Linked DNA regions of Homo sapiens: region 2 is linked to region 1. A link is a loop called in an ENCODE intact Hi-C map of the cell type or tissue named here. Cell type or tissue: Caco-2. All regions are shown on one strand.

Region 1 (8,000 bases):
TGAAAGCAAGCCCAAGTGTGTTTCAGGATAGAAAAACACCAGCTTCTCCACGAGGTGCTGTGTGATATCTTAGGTTGTTCACTGCTACTGGCAAGTGGAGCCCATTAGACCAAGAACTCAGGAATCAGAACTTTTGTCCTTTCTTTCACCTGGTCATTGCCCTTAGAAGGAACCACCCACCCCACAGTCCTTGAATTCTTCAGGCTTTTCATCTCTTCTCTGACAATGACCCCTCCCTAGTACCTGTATTTGTTTTCTATGTCTGCATAACAAATCACCATAGGCTCAGTGGCTTAAAACAACACTCACTTATCATCTCATAGTTCTGTAGGTAAGGGGTATGGTACAATGTGACTGAGTCCACTGCTCAGGCTCTCACAACATTGAAACCAAGGAGTCGGCAGGGCTGTGTTTCTTTTTGGAGGCTTTGGGGGAAGAATCCACTCCCAAATTCATTCAGTTGTTGCCAGAATTCAGTTCCTCATGGTCGTAGGACTGGGGTCCCCTTCCTTGACACGTGGCCCCTCTGTCTTCAAGCCAGCAATGACACATCAAACCCTTCCTGGGCATCCAACGTCTCTGGTTTGCCCTGTTCTTCTGCTTTAAGGGCTCATCTGATTATACTGGGCCCACCTAGATAATCCAGGATAATCTCTCTATTTTATGGTTGGCTGATTAGCAAACTTTATTACACCTGCAGAGTCTCTTTCACCATGCAAGGTAACATATTTATGGGAATGATACCGCATCGTATTCCCAGTCCCAGAGTTTAAGGTGTGAGATCTTTGGGGGCCATAATCCTGCCTATCACAGTACCCTACAGCCTTGTCTTCAATCAGTACTTCATTCTAAGTATAAAGTGGTGATAATTTAATCTACTGTTTCTTCTCTGTATGCATGGACTGCCAGAATCCCATTGCTTAATATTAGAGTTTCACAGCCTTCACCTCCTCAAACCCTGCCACAATTTCCCCACTTCCCTCAGGATCTGTTGCCTACAACTACTCCTGGTTTCAATGTCTGTAACATTGAAGGTTCTTAATTACAAGTAACAGAAACCAATTCTGGCTAATTTAGGGAGAAAAAATAGTTTTTGAAAGATTGCATGGGAGCTTACAGATTTACCAGAAGGGCTGGAGTACTAGGCTCAGGGGCTACTTGAATGATGCCACAGGCCTGGTTGAGTGAGAAGACTGCAGCTACTGTTGGCACCACTGTGACTTGATGCAGGAGGACACTGCTAATGTGGCAGCCCTGAGGCCCAAAACTCCATGATGATGCAGCCCCTGCCCCTGCTAGAGAGTCTCATGGCTCTTGCTTCTTCATGTCGCCATGTCCTTTTTTAAAGTCCAGGACAGGAGTAGCTGATTGGCTGAACCCAGGACAACCACATGCAAGGAATCCAGGTAAAGCAAGCTTCCTGTCTGGCCTTACCATGCAGGAAATTTTTAAACCAAGGAAATGGCTCAGATACGTGGCATCCAACACTCTTGAGAAATATCATATATGTTGCATGGACATTATTGGTTTCTAATCCAAATCAAGACATATATTCCCATAAGCAAGGGCAACAAGACAACATCTGAAATCATCACTGCCCTGCCTCGGGAAATAACTTTACCATCTATGAAGTTGCCTAAGTCAGAAAGCATGGGAGTCCACCCGAATCCATCCTGCTCTGTATACCCACTTGTAACCATGCTGCAATATTTCTAGATAGAAGCCTTCCCTCTTTCTCCTCCCAAACCACACTGCTTTAGTGAAGGTACCGGGCACTTTTCATGTGAATGTCTACAGTCTCCCCTCAGTTGGCCATCCTGTGTCTAGCCTCTTTTGCTTCAATCCATTCTCCACTTCACTGTGAAGTGTTACCAGATTGTCTTTTGAAAATGAAAATCTGCTTCCATCATTACCTTCTTTACATTCCTTCAGCGGCTCCCCACGGCCTGGAGATTAAAACCCATTTCTTAGCATGGCTGTTCTTTTTCTGAACCCCATCTGCCTCCCCAGCTTCACGTTTCACCCCCATTCAGCCCCAACCAGCCAAGCTACTGGCCACATTGTATGCTTTCCTCCCCAAGCCCTGTCCCAAGGCCCTCCACTTCCCGCACCTTTGCACTTGCTGTTTTCTCTGGCAGACACACCCTCTCACACGTCCGCTGCCTTGACCCAGTAAGACTTTGCTTTCTTGATGCCTCTCCCCAAGGTAAATGGAACCATTTTCTTAGGTATACCTAGGAGTGTACCACCCTTGCAAACCATTCTCCGCAACAGGCCAGAGGATGGAAACGTGTGTTGAATGAGTGATAAGTGAGTATCTGCTGGAGTTGCTGGGGCTCATCTGGGCACAGACAGTGCAGGGGCTGCAGCAAAACATCATGGGCCACGTGAGGGTTGGGGATAGGGCCTTGGCCTCTCCTAGCCCAGGGCTCAGGAAGAGTGGAGGACGCTGTGCCCCCACCTGTGATTGTCCTAGTTAATGAGATCAAATGCTGCCTCCCTCTGTCAAGTCCCAAGCGCTGGTGAAAGCACTCCTTGGGGGCCTGTTCAAGACCCGCCTCAGGGAGCAACCACACACCTCACTGCAGTCTTCCGAGGTTCACACAGAAGCCAGAGCTCACATTTCCCATAGACTGTTTAGGTATTCTCTTTCTGTAGTCACTTCTTAAGAAGTGTGGGTCATACATTTATGTGGGAAGCAAGAAAATCTTGGTGCATAATGAATACCATATTTTCATGTACATCGCCAGTGGTGGGCAACTCACTGCCAGTCCGTTTCATCAGTCAACCCCTTTTACAAAGCCTTTTCTTAATTTTGACCAGAAATCTGCCTTCCTGTGCCTTCCCTATTGGTCCTGAGCCCGAACATGGTACACGAAGGTGGCTGTGAGTGGCATGGCATTAATTTTCTTTTCTTTTTTTTTTTTTTTTTTTTTTTGAGATGGAGTCTCGCTCTGTCGCCAGGCTGGAGTGCAGTGGCATGATCTCGGTTCACTGTAACCTCTGTCTCCCAGGTTCAAGCGATTCTCCTGGCTCAGCCTCCCAAGTAGCTGGGACTACAGGTGCCCGCCACCACACCCAGCTAATTTTTGTATTTTTAGTAGAGATGGGGTTTCACCATATTGGCCAGGATGGTCTCGATCTCTTGACCTCGAGATCCACCCGCCTTCCAAAGTGCTGTGATTACAGGTGTGAGCCACCGCGCCCAGCCTAACTTTCTCTTTTGACAGCCACATTCCACTATTGATTCTTCTTTAGCTTATTAACCAATTATGCCTCTAGGTCTCTTTCCAGATGCTAAATCAGGCTTGTCATAATGTCATATGCAGATAGCTGAGAACAAAGCAACCATGGGACTTTACAATGAAACCTATTGCATGTTTTCACATGGATTTAGGTTTGTCCTGCTTTTCTAATTCATTCGAGCACTGTACTGCTTCAGCCAGGGAGCTAGAGATGTGAGTGGGCAGGAGATGGCAGGAGAGAGCCAGGAAGGATCTTTTTTGTGGTCTCGCAGGACTGTGAAGATGTGAAGTCACAGAAGCTAGCTGGCCAGGGGGAAGCAGGGGGCTAGGGCATAACTTGCCCTTGAGGTGAGGAACAGAGGGAAGTTACACACACACCCAGGAGCAAGGGGACCAGAAGAGGAAGGATTGCAGGTTCTGAGAGAAGGTTGCTTAAAGGGGGAAGGACTCATGGGCTCACGTGAGAGACACAGCCGATGTACTGGTTGCAGACTTAGGCTTACCAAAGCCAATCCCCAAATCCAAAACCACCTACACGGCAATGAGAGGGGAATGGGCACATCAGTCATGGAACCTGCATAGGGTGGGGTGTGATGCCCTGAGTGCACAGACTGTTTTCAAAGAGTCTTAAGGACAGAAAAATGTTTTTAATTTGAAACTAAAAGCCAAACTGTTGATCCCAAATATGTAGAAAGAATCTGTGGTGTGTATGTGTTTGTGTGTGTGTGTGTCTGTGTACCTATGTGTATGGATGAATGAATGAATATGCTGAGCATGTATTCTGTATTGAGAGAGAGATTAATCAAAAAGTTAATCTTGCTTATATTTTCCAGATCTGCCTCAGAGAGCATATGCTAGTTATATCATTAGACAGTGCAGTAAATGTTATCAGAATTTCCAGTTTCCAAGAATGAGGACACCGTAAACAGAGTGCAGTAATGGGGCCCCTGCTTAATACTTGTATTTGGAAATCTGAGCTGACTCTGTTTAGTGAAGGTGCCCATCATCCAAGGGGTCTGTGCCTTCTGTTGTCCATGGGCTGGCATGACAGTTGGTTTGATAAATGGATACGAAGAAGAAGATGTCACTATTGTGATGACCACCTGTTGAGTTACCAGGGCTTGGGATAAATTTCTGCACATCATACAGTATGGGTTAGGGATCAGGTTTTATTGGGGAAACCCCCAGAGCTGAGACCCAGAGCAAGTTGTTGGGGTCCTTTTCAGATGACACTCCTTGTGTCCTGCAGACACTGTTCTTGTTCTCACAAAGCTCACAGCATCCTAGGAAGACAGACAGGTAACCAGAAGACTCATAATCCACTAGGTCTCACCCCCGTGGAGCTGCCCAGATTTTGCCACAGCCCATCACTGGAGCCCGCCAAGATGTTTTTGAACATTGTTATCCCAAATTTGCTGTTCTTTCCAGATTTGTGTCACCTGCACAGTTGACAAACATGTTCTCATTATCTTCATCCCAATAGCCCAAGGAGCCAGCCTGGCAGCAGACCACCAGGAGGGTCCGCAGGGCTGGTGGGTCCTTAGAGCACTCTGTTCCTTCAGCCAGGTATGAATCTGCCCAGAGGTGCAATCAGCTCAGGTCCTGTTTCTTAGCCCTGTGGGAATTCAGACCTCTCCTGGGCTTCTCACTTTCCCTATGTAGCTCCTGGCCTCTGGTCAAGCCTCCCCAATGGTCCTATTGTACACTAATTGCTCCCAGACCTGTAACCTCCCACCCAGTCCTCTCTCTTCATGCCCACAGCCTCTCTACCAACTCACACCTTCTTTGTCTCGGCCTGAACAACAACCAGTGTCTCCTAACTGGTCTCTTGGCCTCTACTTTCTTCCTCCTCCTACCCCATCTTTCATTCTATAACCAGCATAGTCTTTTAAATAGACATCTGACTGACATATCATTCAGCAATAAAAAGGAACACACCACTGATTCATGCTACCACACAACGAACCTCAAAAACGTCATGCTAAGTGAGAGAGGCCAGAGGCCAAAGACCACATATTGTATGATTCCATTTATAGGAAATGTCAAGAAGTGGTGAATCGATGGAGACAGAAAGCAGCTTCGTGGTTGCCAGGGGCTGGGGGTAGGAATAGGGATTGAGTGCAAATGCACATGGGGACTCTTTGGGGTGACAGAAATGTTCTAAAACTGGATGATGGCGATGGTGGTACAACTCCACGAATTTAGTAAAAATTATTAAATTGTACACAAAACATCTGGCACATGCACAGGGCAAGGGAGGGGTGCGTGAGGGTGGACAGAGTAGTGTTTTGGCGTGCTCTCCAAGGTTCCAGCATATTCCACTGTGTTTTGGTGTGAGGTCATCATGGCGGATTTACAAAGGTGATTGTTATGCTAATTATTTGTTGGAGGGAAGTTTTTTTTTTTTTAAACCAGAGATAATAAATATATTCTTTTTTTTTTGAGACAGAGTCTCGCTCTGTCACCAAGGCTGGAGTGCAGTGGCACGATCTCAGCTCACTGCAACCTCTGCCTCCTAGGTTCAAGTGATTCTCCTGCTTCAGCCTCCTGAGTAGCTGGGATTACAGGTGCCCACCACCATGCCCAGCTAATTTGTGTTGTTGTTGTTATTTTTAGTAGAGACAGGGTTTCACAATGTTGGTCAGGCTGGTCTCGAACTCCTGACCTCGTGATCCGCCCACCTCGGCCTCTCAAAGTGCTGGGATTACAGGCGTGAGCCACCACACCGGGCCCTAATATATTCTTATTTTAAAGAAATAGATCTGACTGTGTTACCCTCTGCTTAACCTTCTTGAACCCTGTGCCTGTGAGACAGAGCCAAGGCCTTACCGCAGCATCCAGCGCCTCCCCAGCCCCCCTCCAGCTGCTTCTCCTTAAGAGGAGGTGTCCCCAACACACCAGGCACATTTAATGCCTCCATCCGCCCTTCATCCCCACTTTGTGTTTCTGCCAAACTTCCATTTGTTTATCAGGACCCAGCTCAAATCATGCCTTGCTTAGTGGGATCAGTGGTTCTTTGGTCTCTGCTCCCATAGCGTTTCCATTAAAGCATGTTGTATACTGTAACACAGCCACTTGTATCTGTTTCTTGGAAGAAAGTATGAGCTCGTGAGCGGAGAGAATGTGTCTTAGTCATCTGTGCTTTCTCAGGACACATAGTGGATGCTCAACGTCTCATTAATTCACTCAACAGCCATCTCTTGAGGGGGGTTTCTCAGAGTAGGGCTTCTCAATCTTGGCACTACTGACATCTTGGGTCAGATAATTTTTTGTCATGGGACCTGCCCTGTGCCTTGCAGGAAGTTCAGCCACATCCCTGGGCTCTACTCTCTAGATAGCAGTAGCACCCCCACCATAGCCTTGTTGCAATTACCAAAATTGGTCTCTAGACATTGCCAAAGTTTCCCTTGTTGGGGAGGCAAAATCACCCTTGTTGAGACCCGCTGGTTTGGAGGCATCTCTGTGATAAGCCCTGTGTTTAGTATCTTCATTCAGTTTCTTGGAAAACACACTGGGGCTGAGGCCAGAGCCTGCAGCCCACTTCTGGTTATCACTTGCCCCGCTGACCAAGAGAGCTTGTCAGCGTCTGAGCCCAAGCCCAGCCTCCTTGGCTCACCCGCATGTCTGTCTACCAGTCTAGGAAACTTGCGAAGCCAGAGAGCCTGCTGGGATTTTAGCTGACTGCTGATTTCCTCTTAACTCTGTTTGTCTTCACCTTTTATGTTTTAAATCGTTTGCTTTGATGGGAAAGACAGGAGTAAGACGGGAGTTGAATAGTTCAGTTTTTTCTCCATCACCCGTGAACAGCACACTCCGCTCCAAGCGCCAGTGTGTCCCTTTCTCCCTCTCTGTTTTGTTTGGGGCATACTTTAACAAAGCTCTTTCTATTGTCCTTGGGATATCTGCAAGCTGCAGCGCATTCTGGGGCTTGGTCTCCCCAGCATCTTGCAGGCTGGGGCAGGGGGCCTTTGTTCTCTGTCTGGCTCATGACTACTCCCTCTGCCCTTTGTCCTTTAAACACCTGTCCTGGGAAGTCACTGTATTTCTGTGGTTACCTCTGACGAATGAATTATTTGTCTATTCTCAGACTTTTAACAAGTCCCCTCTCCTTCTTGAGTCATCTTCCTTTTTCTAGAGTTTCCAGTTCTGCCTTTCTTGAAATCTACTTCCTAAAGTTTATATACAACAATTGTTTGAATATTAAATATTTACACACTAGTGGTGTATGCAAGCATAGATGGTTTGACTATAAAGCCTATCCAATTATTCACTGTACTACTATGTCTCCAGGTTCCTAGAATTTACTTTTGTAGCTATTGCATTGTCTTAGTTTGAGTCCCACCAGACATAAAACCTGAGAGAAGGATGTAAGTGCAAATAGTTTTTTAAGAAAGGAAATGGTTGAAGGAGTGGAGACGAGAGACAAGAAGGAAATGAAGTGCATACAGCATGTGTTATCATGCGAGTTACTGCTGTGTGTGTGTCATGCAAGTTACTGCTGTGTGTGTCATGCAAGTTACTGCCGTGTGTGTTATCATGTGAGTTACTGCTGTGTGTGTCATGCAAGTTACTGCTGGGTGTGTATCATGTGAGTTACTGCTGTGTGTGTGTCATGCAAGTTATTGCTGTGTGTGTGTATCATGCGAGTTACTGCTGCGTGTGTTATCATGTGAGTTACTGCTGTGTGTGTATCATGCAAGTTACTGCTGTGTGTGTATGTCATGCAAGTTACTGCTGTGTGTGTATGTCATGCAA
Region 2 (8,000 bases), 67 kb after region 1:
AGGCTGCTTTTGATAATATTTATCAGCATCATGGGGACAGGGGCTGGGCTTGTCTTATTTACTGAGTATTCTAAGCATCTAGCAGGTGCCTGACACACAGGAGATGCACAGTAAATAACTAGTGGTAAATGCAGGGAACTCTTTCCCTTTTCTCTCCCCCTTACCAAGCCAAGCTGAACCATGAGACTCGACAGCTCCTGCACAAAGGCAGGCTTCAGAGCTGTGGCCTTCTTAGAAAATTTCTCGATATAGTTGGTGGAGGCATTGTGGCAGAATTCCCCATTGGGGGCCGGTGATCACAGAGTGCATGGGGCAGGGCACTGTTGTGATTCACATTCTCCCAATCTGTAGCCCAGATCTCTGGAGATGGCTTCTAGGGTTGACGGATTACTATTCTGGGGCAGTGCTCCCTGCTGTGGGTAGTGCTTGGTTTTAGGATACACCCTAAATTAGATGTTTCAAGTTCAATTCCTGCTCAATCCACTGACTTCTCCTTGCTCTGCAGTCCTCCACCATGCCGGAATCCACTTGCATTTCTGGCAAGAAGGTTGTTTACGCTCAAGGTCTACAGGGATGGAAGTGGCACCCAGTGAGAGGGCTCTGCCGATGGAGCTGTGAAGGCGTCGACCTCATTCTGACGGGCTTGTTGAGACTGGTCAGCGCCTGGGCAAGAGGGCAGCTGGGATATGTCTATGCCATGTTTGACCCATGCTATTGTTTTTTCCTCCCTTTTTACTTTCTATCTGTACTCCTCTCCTTCTCTTCCACTCCATTCCCCTGCCCACCTCCACACTGAAAATCGAGGCCTTGGGAGGAGAGGTCAAGGGAGGAAAGAATTCTGGAAAGAATTCTTCCACACTTTATAACAAGGAGCCCAGGCACTAGTATTTTCCTCTTGCCATCGGCGGCCAGCCATAAAAAGGGTTGATCCATGAGTTGTTTCTCCAACTCTTCGAGCAGCTCAGTTCATGGCACTGCTATAGTTTAGACTAACCCGCTCAACATTGTTAGAAACATTTAGAAATGTCTCCCCCTTTGCCGCAATTTCCCTCTCTCTGCCGGTGTCTGCTCTAACAGCTGGAAGAAATTTCTCCTTCATCTGCTATATTCAGCCTTTCACTAAGCGCCATCAATTTTGCCTTTGAAATTTCTTTTGTACTGGTCTCCTTCTCTCCTTTCCACCGCTAATCCCGGGGCCTGTCTCTAGCCCTGTGATTCTGAACTGTTTAAGAACCTCCTGACAGAGCTCCCTGCCTCTGGCTTCTCCACCTTTGATCCATTCTGCACAGCCAAGACAGATTCATTTTTCTCAAGCTCTGTTTGCATCTTAGGAGGCCTCAGCTCAAAACCCCTAGGCTCTCTAATGTCCTTGGCATTGCCCAGACAGCTTTCACAGCTCCCTCTCACTCTACCTTCTTCCCAGATCGTGGCTGCTTTTGCCTCCTGTACTGTTGTAACAAATCACCACGAACTTGGTGGCTTAAAACAACGGAAACTTATTCTCTTACAGTTCTGTGGCCAAAAATCCACACTGAGTCTTATAGGCCTAGATCAAGGTGGCAGCAGGGCTGTGATTCCTTGGGAGGCTCCCAGGGAGAATTCTCTTTCCTGGCCTCTTCCAGCTTCTCAGGGCTGCAGGCATTTCTTGGCTTGTGGCCACATCACTCCAGTCTCTGCCTCAGTGGTCATATTGCCTTTTCTTCTCCCTGTAGTGAAATCTTCCCCTGCTTCCCTCTTATAAGATACTTATAATTACATTAGGAGCCCATCTGGATAATCCAGGGTAATCTCCCCATCTCAGAAGCCTTAACTTAATCACATCTGAAAAATCCCTTTTCCCATGTAAAGTAGTAGTTATAGGCTCCATGAAAGGGATGGGGACATGGATCTTTGGGGGGACCGTTATTCAGCCTCTCATCATGGCCAGCTTAATCCTTCCACTTCCCTACTCGCTACTACAACAAGTATCAGTTGAGTATCTACTATGTGCTAGGCACTGTTTTAGGCAATAGGAATCATAATGACTAATGAGCCTTTTCGGATTCAGTCTCCTGCAGGGTGAACTATCCCTTTCCTGAGCTCTTTACCTCTTAGAGCTTGGTATCATTACATAGCATGATCATCACATACTATGTATGTCTGTGTGTTTGACATGTGGTTCATAGCTGGTGAACGGTGCTCTTCGTTTCTATAGGCAGGTAGGATGGACGTGCTTCGTAGGGCCTTTCTCCGCAAGCCCTGACATACACAGCACAGAGATGGGACAGCCCCCTACTACATCCTGCCAGATGTTGCTGGCTTATTTTAAAATTAGAAACGCCTATACAGTACCATAAACCAGTGATGCCAACTGGTTTATACTCCATAAGTTTGTACTCTTGGAAGTGCTAGGGTTGGTTGCAGCCTAATATTTAGGAAGAGTTTTGAAAGGCACTGTGACTTGTAGCTTCACACCTGTCTTCTTAAAAGCCTGGCCCTTTCCCGATTTCAGGTTGACATGTGCCTCCTGCAGGCACTGACACTGAGGCCTTACCGGTGACTGTTTCCTTATTGGTAAGTGTGTTGCTTTCCTAGGTGGAAACTCTCTGAGGAAAAAGATCACGTTACACGCACACAAGCACACACATACACATCTTTGTAACTCTCTGGCCCCCCATTGGATCTAGCAAAGATAACTTGGATGCTAGATATTTGCATACCAGCCAGTGTTGTCCAGCACTTTCGTTCAACTCTTTGACAACTATCGTCACATTCCTATACTGCTTGTGCTATCATTTGATTAATGTTTGTATTTAATTTGTCTCAACTTTTAGCTTGTGTAAACTTATTTTAAAAGGAAGCATTTGCATCTCTACCATAAATAGAAGACCAGAGTCATTTATCATAAATAAAGCATAACTGTAAAAATAAAGATACTGAAAATGAAATAATGTTATTCCCCTAAGAATTAAACAATAAAATATTGAGTAATAAAATTGAGTTGATTCACAAAATTGAATTCATTCACAAAATGAGATCCTCAGTGAGAAAAATGAGCAGCCAGTAATAAAAAATATTAAGCTTGATGTCACTTGATTGGAGATGATAATGGGTTTCTATGTCAATTAAATTATAATGTTTGTTAGTTTTGATGGTAGCCAGCCCTGAGAATTCCATAGTTAGGAAGGGCACCTCACCATTACCCAGATGGTAAATTTTAAAAAGTTAAAATGCCGGCCGGGTGCGGTGGCTCACACCTGTAATCCCAGTACTTTGGGAGGCCAAGGTGGGCAGATCACAAGGTCAAGAGATTGAGACCATCCTGGCCAACATGGTGAAACACTGTCTCTACTAAAAATACAAAAATTAGCTGGGCATGGTGGCACACACTTGTAGTCCCAGCTACTCGGGAGGCTGAGGCAGGAGAATCACTTGAACCTGGGAGGTGGAGGTTGCAGTGAGCCAAGATTGTGCCACTGAACTCCAGCCTGGCCACAGAGCAAAACTCTGTCTCAAAAAAAAAAAAAAAAAGTTAAAATGCTTTAGTGCATATTTTTGGTACATTTGAAAGAACATATGTATTCATCACTTATGTAAAATTATGAACTATAATTATTTTATTTTATGTTTTTTGAGGTGGAGTCTCCCTCTATTGCTCAGGCTGTAGTGCGATGGTGCGAACTTGGCTCACTGCAGCCTCCACCTCCTGGGTTCAAAGATTCTCTTTCCTCAGCTTCCAGAGTAGCTGGGACTACAGGCACGTCCCACCATGTCTGACTAATTTTTGTACTTTTAGTGGAGATGGGGTTTCACCATGTTGCTCAGGCTCATCTTGAACTCCTGACCTCAGGTGATCCACCTACCTTGGCCTCCCAAAGTGCTGGGATTATAGGTGTGAGTCACCATGCCCGGCCTGAACTATAATTATAAAGTCAACTTGTGAACTCACTGCCCACCTTAAGAACATTACTAATAACTGTGTGCTCCTCTCTGATCTCAGCCCATGGCTCCCTCCCTTCCTCAGATAAGAGTTACTCTGAATTCCCTTGCATTTAAAAATAACCACCTATGACGTTCTTAAACAGCATATTGTTTAGGTTTGCTTAATAAAAATGCTGTCATACTGTTAGTATCCTCTAGGAGACTAGATAAATAAATTACGGTCTACGTTGTACACAGCAGATGTTATTCCAGGTGAAAATGAACACATCAGACTGCACGTGACAGCTTGGATGGATCTGTGTGAGGCCAGAAGCTGGTCTCCAATGCTCATTCTGCTCAGGCCAACGGCTTTCACCTCTGCCTCAGGAAATGGAATTTAAAAGGTGGATGAAATTAAAAGGGCTCTCCTTCCTCCACCTTTAACCCCAGTTACTTCTTGTTCAGAGAGTCACCATAGCTGCCTGAGACTGATCTCCTTGGAAAGGCCTGCTTTGAAAGGTTGGCCCTTGGCTGGCATCTGGGAACTTGGATTTCAGGAGGGTTTCCACCATTCCCTAATAAGAATGGCTCACTGTGCCTAAGCTGTCCCAACAATATGCTTTATGTGGAACAGCGCTGTCCTTCTGAGAGTCTGGAATTGCGGTATGTGCTGGACATAGGGGTGCCTATGTAACCAGCTCCCCCTCTAGTGGCAACAGAAACCCTGGGCACAGAGTCTTTAATGAGCTTCCTTGGTAGACATTTGACATGTGTTCTCACTACTCCTTGCTAGAAGAATTAAGCTTGTCTTGTGCAACTCCCTGGGAGAGGATTCTTGGAAACTTATTCCTGGTTTCCTCTAGACTTTGCCCCAAGGGCCTTTCTCTTTGGGGATTTGGCGCTGTATCTTTTTGGTATAATAAATCATAGCCATGAGTGTGACTCTTTGCTGAGTCTCCTGAGTCCTCCAAAGAAATGTCAAACCTAGGTGTGGTCTTGGGGACCCCAACCCTCCTCTGAACCCTCTGTTTTTCCACACCACTGGGAGCCACTGAATAGAGGAGCTTGTGCTTTGCACTTTATACTTTAGAGGCCCCTGCATATCACACACACACACACACACACACACACACACACACACACACACACACACACACACACACTAAAGAACGCATGGCTGCCTCGACACTTAGAATCTGAAGCTCAATGCTAGCCCAGCACAACCTGCAACTCTAAGGACCAGCTCTCATGACTATGACCATTCAGACCCCAGGGAAACCCTTCCGCACATTTCTTGCCTTGGGTCCTGGAAAACTGCATCAAACACCATGAAGGCTGTGTGTTGTTCACTCCAACAGCCTCAGAGACACTGCTTCGGAGAACAGGGAGAATTTGAGCAGAAGTGCTTGGGTAAGAGAAAAGGCAAATTAATGAGTTTGTCAAATCCTTCCTCTCAGCTTGAATGCAATAGATTCTTGTATAACAAATTATTGTTTCCCAGTAGTGCCAAACATTCATTTTCTTGCTTCTCTGCATGTTCTAATTCCTGGTTCTGGAGATAAGAATGAACACAGAATTCACAACACTTGCATATGGATGCTGAGGCATATTTTGCAATAATCAATGATTCGTATTACTCTTAAATTACTATGTATGCAGCTCAAGACGTGACGTGTAAAGTGTAACATTGGCAAACATATATTGAATACTAGAATTGTAAATTTTTATTTGTATAAAAATATTTAATATCTAATTTTAAATGTTTGTTTCAGCTTTAAGTACCTTTGGTTAAAAATATTCATATCCATTAATTATGATTTATATTTTGCTTTTTATAGCAATTTAGAATATTTTAGAAGAAAAATAACTTGCTGAAATCATATTTGAAAAATATTCAATTTGTACATAACTTTAAGATATTTAAAAAATAAAAGTATAATCACAGTTTATTCTCTTTGAATACAGTTATACTTTATTTTTAAATCTTTGACAATTATTATCAATGGAACAAAGTTTTGTAAGGATTAATGTACTTGAAGACTTTGCTAAAATGAAGGCAAAAAGTGTATATTAATATGAAATAATATATGGATTATGTCTCTATTTTATTACTCATCCAAATATCAACAGCCCATCCATCAATGGGCTGCACAGACATGTACAATAATTGAATCCATCTTTGATATTGCTAAGACTTTCAGTCGTATCTAAAAACCACAACTTTATTCATCCTTTAAAATTGTTATGAAGGTATTTGTGGGTCAAGGTAGCAGCAGAACATCATGTGTTATGAGATGGCAGCCTGAGTGGTAACTCACACATGTAGACACATGGTATGTGGTCCCCATTTGTCAATTTCCCTGGCCCCTGCCAATGTTTGGGCTGTTTGGGCAGGCCTGCGTACTCTCTTCATTTTTTTTTTTTTTTTTAGATGGAGTCTCTTCTCTATAGCCCAGGCTAGAGTGCAATGGCGCGATCTCGGCTCACTGCAACCTCCACCTCCAGGGTTCAAGCGATTCTCCTGCCTCAGCCTCCCAGGTAGCTGGGATTACAGGCGTATGACCCCATGTCCGGCTAATTTTTTGTATCTTTAGTAGAGACAGGGTTTCACTTTGTTGGCCAGGCTGGTCTCGAACTCCTGACCTCATGATCTGCCCACCTTGGCCTCCCAAAGCGTTGGGATTATAGGCATGAGCCACCGTGCCCGGCCCTCTCATCTTTACGCATAGCCAGAGAAGGATGTGGTTCTTGGCATGGCAGAAGGCCTTGGAGCAGGATGCCGGGCAACTGTGCAGACCAGGCCACGGCTGCCTTGTATACGTGTCACTGGAGCGAAGGCCACGCCGAGGCCAAGGAAGGGAGAAGTCCTGGGAGTCACCCCAAGGTCTTTGTGAGAGGCCCAGGGAAGCTTCCTCATGCACATTCTAAGGTCCCCCAGCAGCACAGGGCCCTGCCCACCACACTCACAAACATGGATCCTGTGGAACACGCTGCAGTGTGAGGCTTGGGTGAGAGGATTGCAATTTTAGCTCTGCCACTTTCTTCCAAAGTCACTCTGAACGAATCCACTTGACCTCTCGGATCTTGTTTCTACATATGTCAAATGGGAATCCTAATTCTCATTTTCCAGGGCTGTTGTGCAAACTGGGGATATGTATTTAAAGTATATCACATGGCCCCTGGGATGTGGCTTAATACCTGCTAACCAATAATCTAGCACAGGGAAACTGAGAAAATATGTTAAATGAGAAGCTATGGTCATCCTGGCAGTTAGTAGCAGAAAGAGCCCAGGCATTTGGAGGCCCAGTCTGATGTTCTTTACCTTTCCAAGCCCTGGAAACCCACATGTGCTCTGCCACCCATTTGCTCTCCCACCCAGCCCCGGGTTCGAGGTGGTGGCTGTCCTCTGAGCTGCGAGGTGTCCAGGTCCGAGCACCAGCTCACTTTCCTCAGGATCTAGCTCTGAGGATTTACAGCCAGGCTGGGCGCCCACTGGAGGTCCCCTTACCTGTAAGTTATTCCACCGGTAATTAGATTTCTTTCTGTTGTGGGAAGCCAGCATGTGTAAATCCACAGAAACCTGTGACCAGATGATATAAGGGTCACCTGAGCCTCCGTGCTGCCTAAAATGCATCTTCCAGGAAAATGATTTCTCTGGGCACATAAGTTACTGCGTTCCCAGGACAACTGTAGCTCAGGCTCTGACCATTCCCGTAATGCTGTGTTCAAGTGATGTAGTGTTCACAGCTCTCTCGGCAGCCCTCTTGCTCCCCTGCTGTCTGAGTGGAGGAGCCTCCAACACTGGCTGTCGCTGGATACAATAAATGGAAAGGGAGGAAGGACGGGGGAGGGAACTGCTTCCTCGGCAGCCCACCTTCCTGCCCAGGCTAGACCGACTCAAGTTCAGAGAGCCTTAGTCCTATAGGGGAGCCACTTGGAGTCTAGAGACACTTTGAGCTATGGCAGAAATCACTATCTACATGCAAAAGGATAAAATCGGGCATCTACCTTGTAATGTGCACAATAGGAAGTCCCAGATAAATTAAAGAACTGCACATTAAAATTATTAACAAACTGTATATGTGTGTGTGTGTGTGTGT

What was found. A loop is a pair of places that touch in the nucleus more often than their neighbours do. Peaks named below come from ENCODE experiments on the same cell type or tissue, not always from the same donor. Only the 100,000 strongest peaks of a DNase experiment are listed, where the experiment ranks them.
Region 2: a loop joins it to region 1, with 16 times the contacts of the local background. A loop is called at or near these places in 23 of 110 quality-filtered maps.

The regions. Positions count from the first base shown.
Region 1 is chr15:70,632,448-70,640,447 of GRCh38, reverse strand. SALRNA2 (senescence associated long non-coding RNA 2) reads right to left here and starts at 5,199. Exons shown (of 1, transcript NR_126482.1): 1 at 3,134-5,199. It overlaps LOC107984791 (a long non-coding RNA gene), which reads left to right. Exons shown (of 3, transcript XR_001751595.2): 3 at 1-5,699. RefSeq lists a silencer at 4,666-4,810 and an enhancer at 6,756-7,294. In Caco-2, a CTCF peak has its summit at 3,476 (motif pointing right); DNase peaks (open chromatin) are centred at 3,497 and 7,187.
Region 2 is chr15:70,565,937-70,573,936 of GRCh38, reverse strand. It overlaps LINC02204 (long intergenic non-protein coding RNA 2204), which reads left to right. Exons shown (of 2, transcript NR_135691.1): 2 at 506-2,979. Among named protein-coding and RNA genes, the nearest start is that of LINC02204, 17 kb to the left of the region's middle. In Caco-2, CTCF peaks have their summits at 4,283 and 4,588 (motif pointing left); a DNase peak (open chromatin) is centred at 4,596.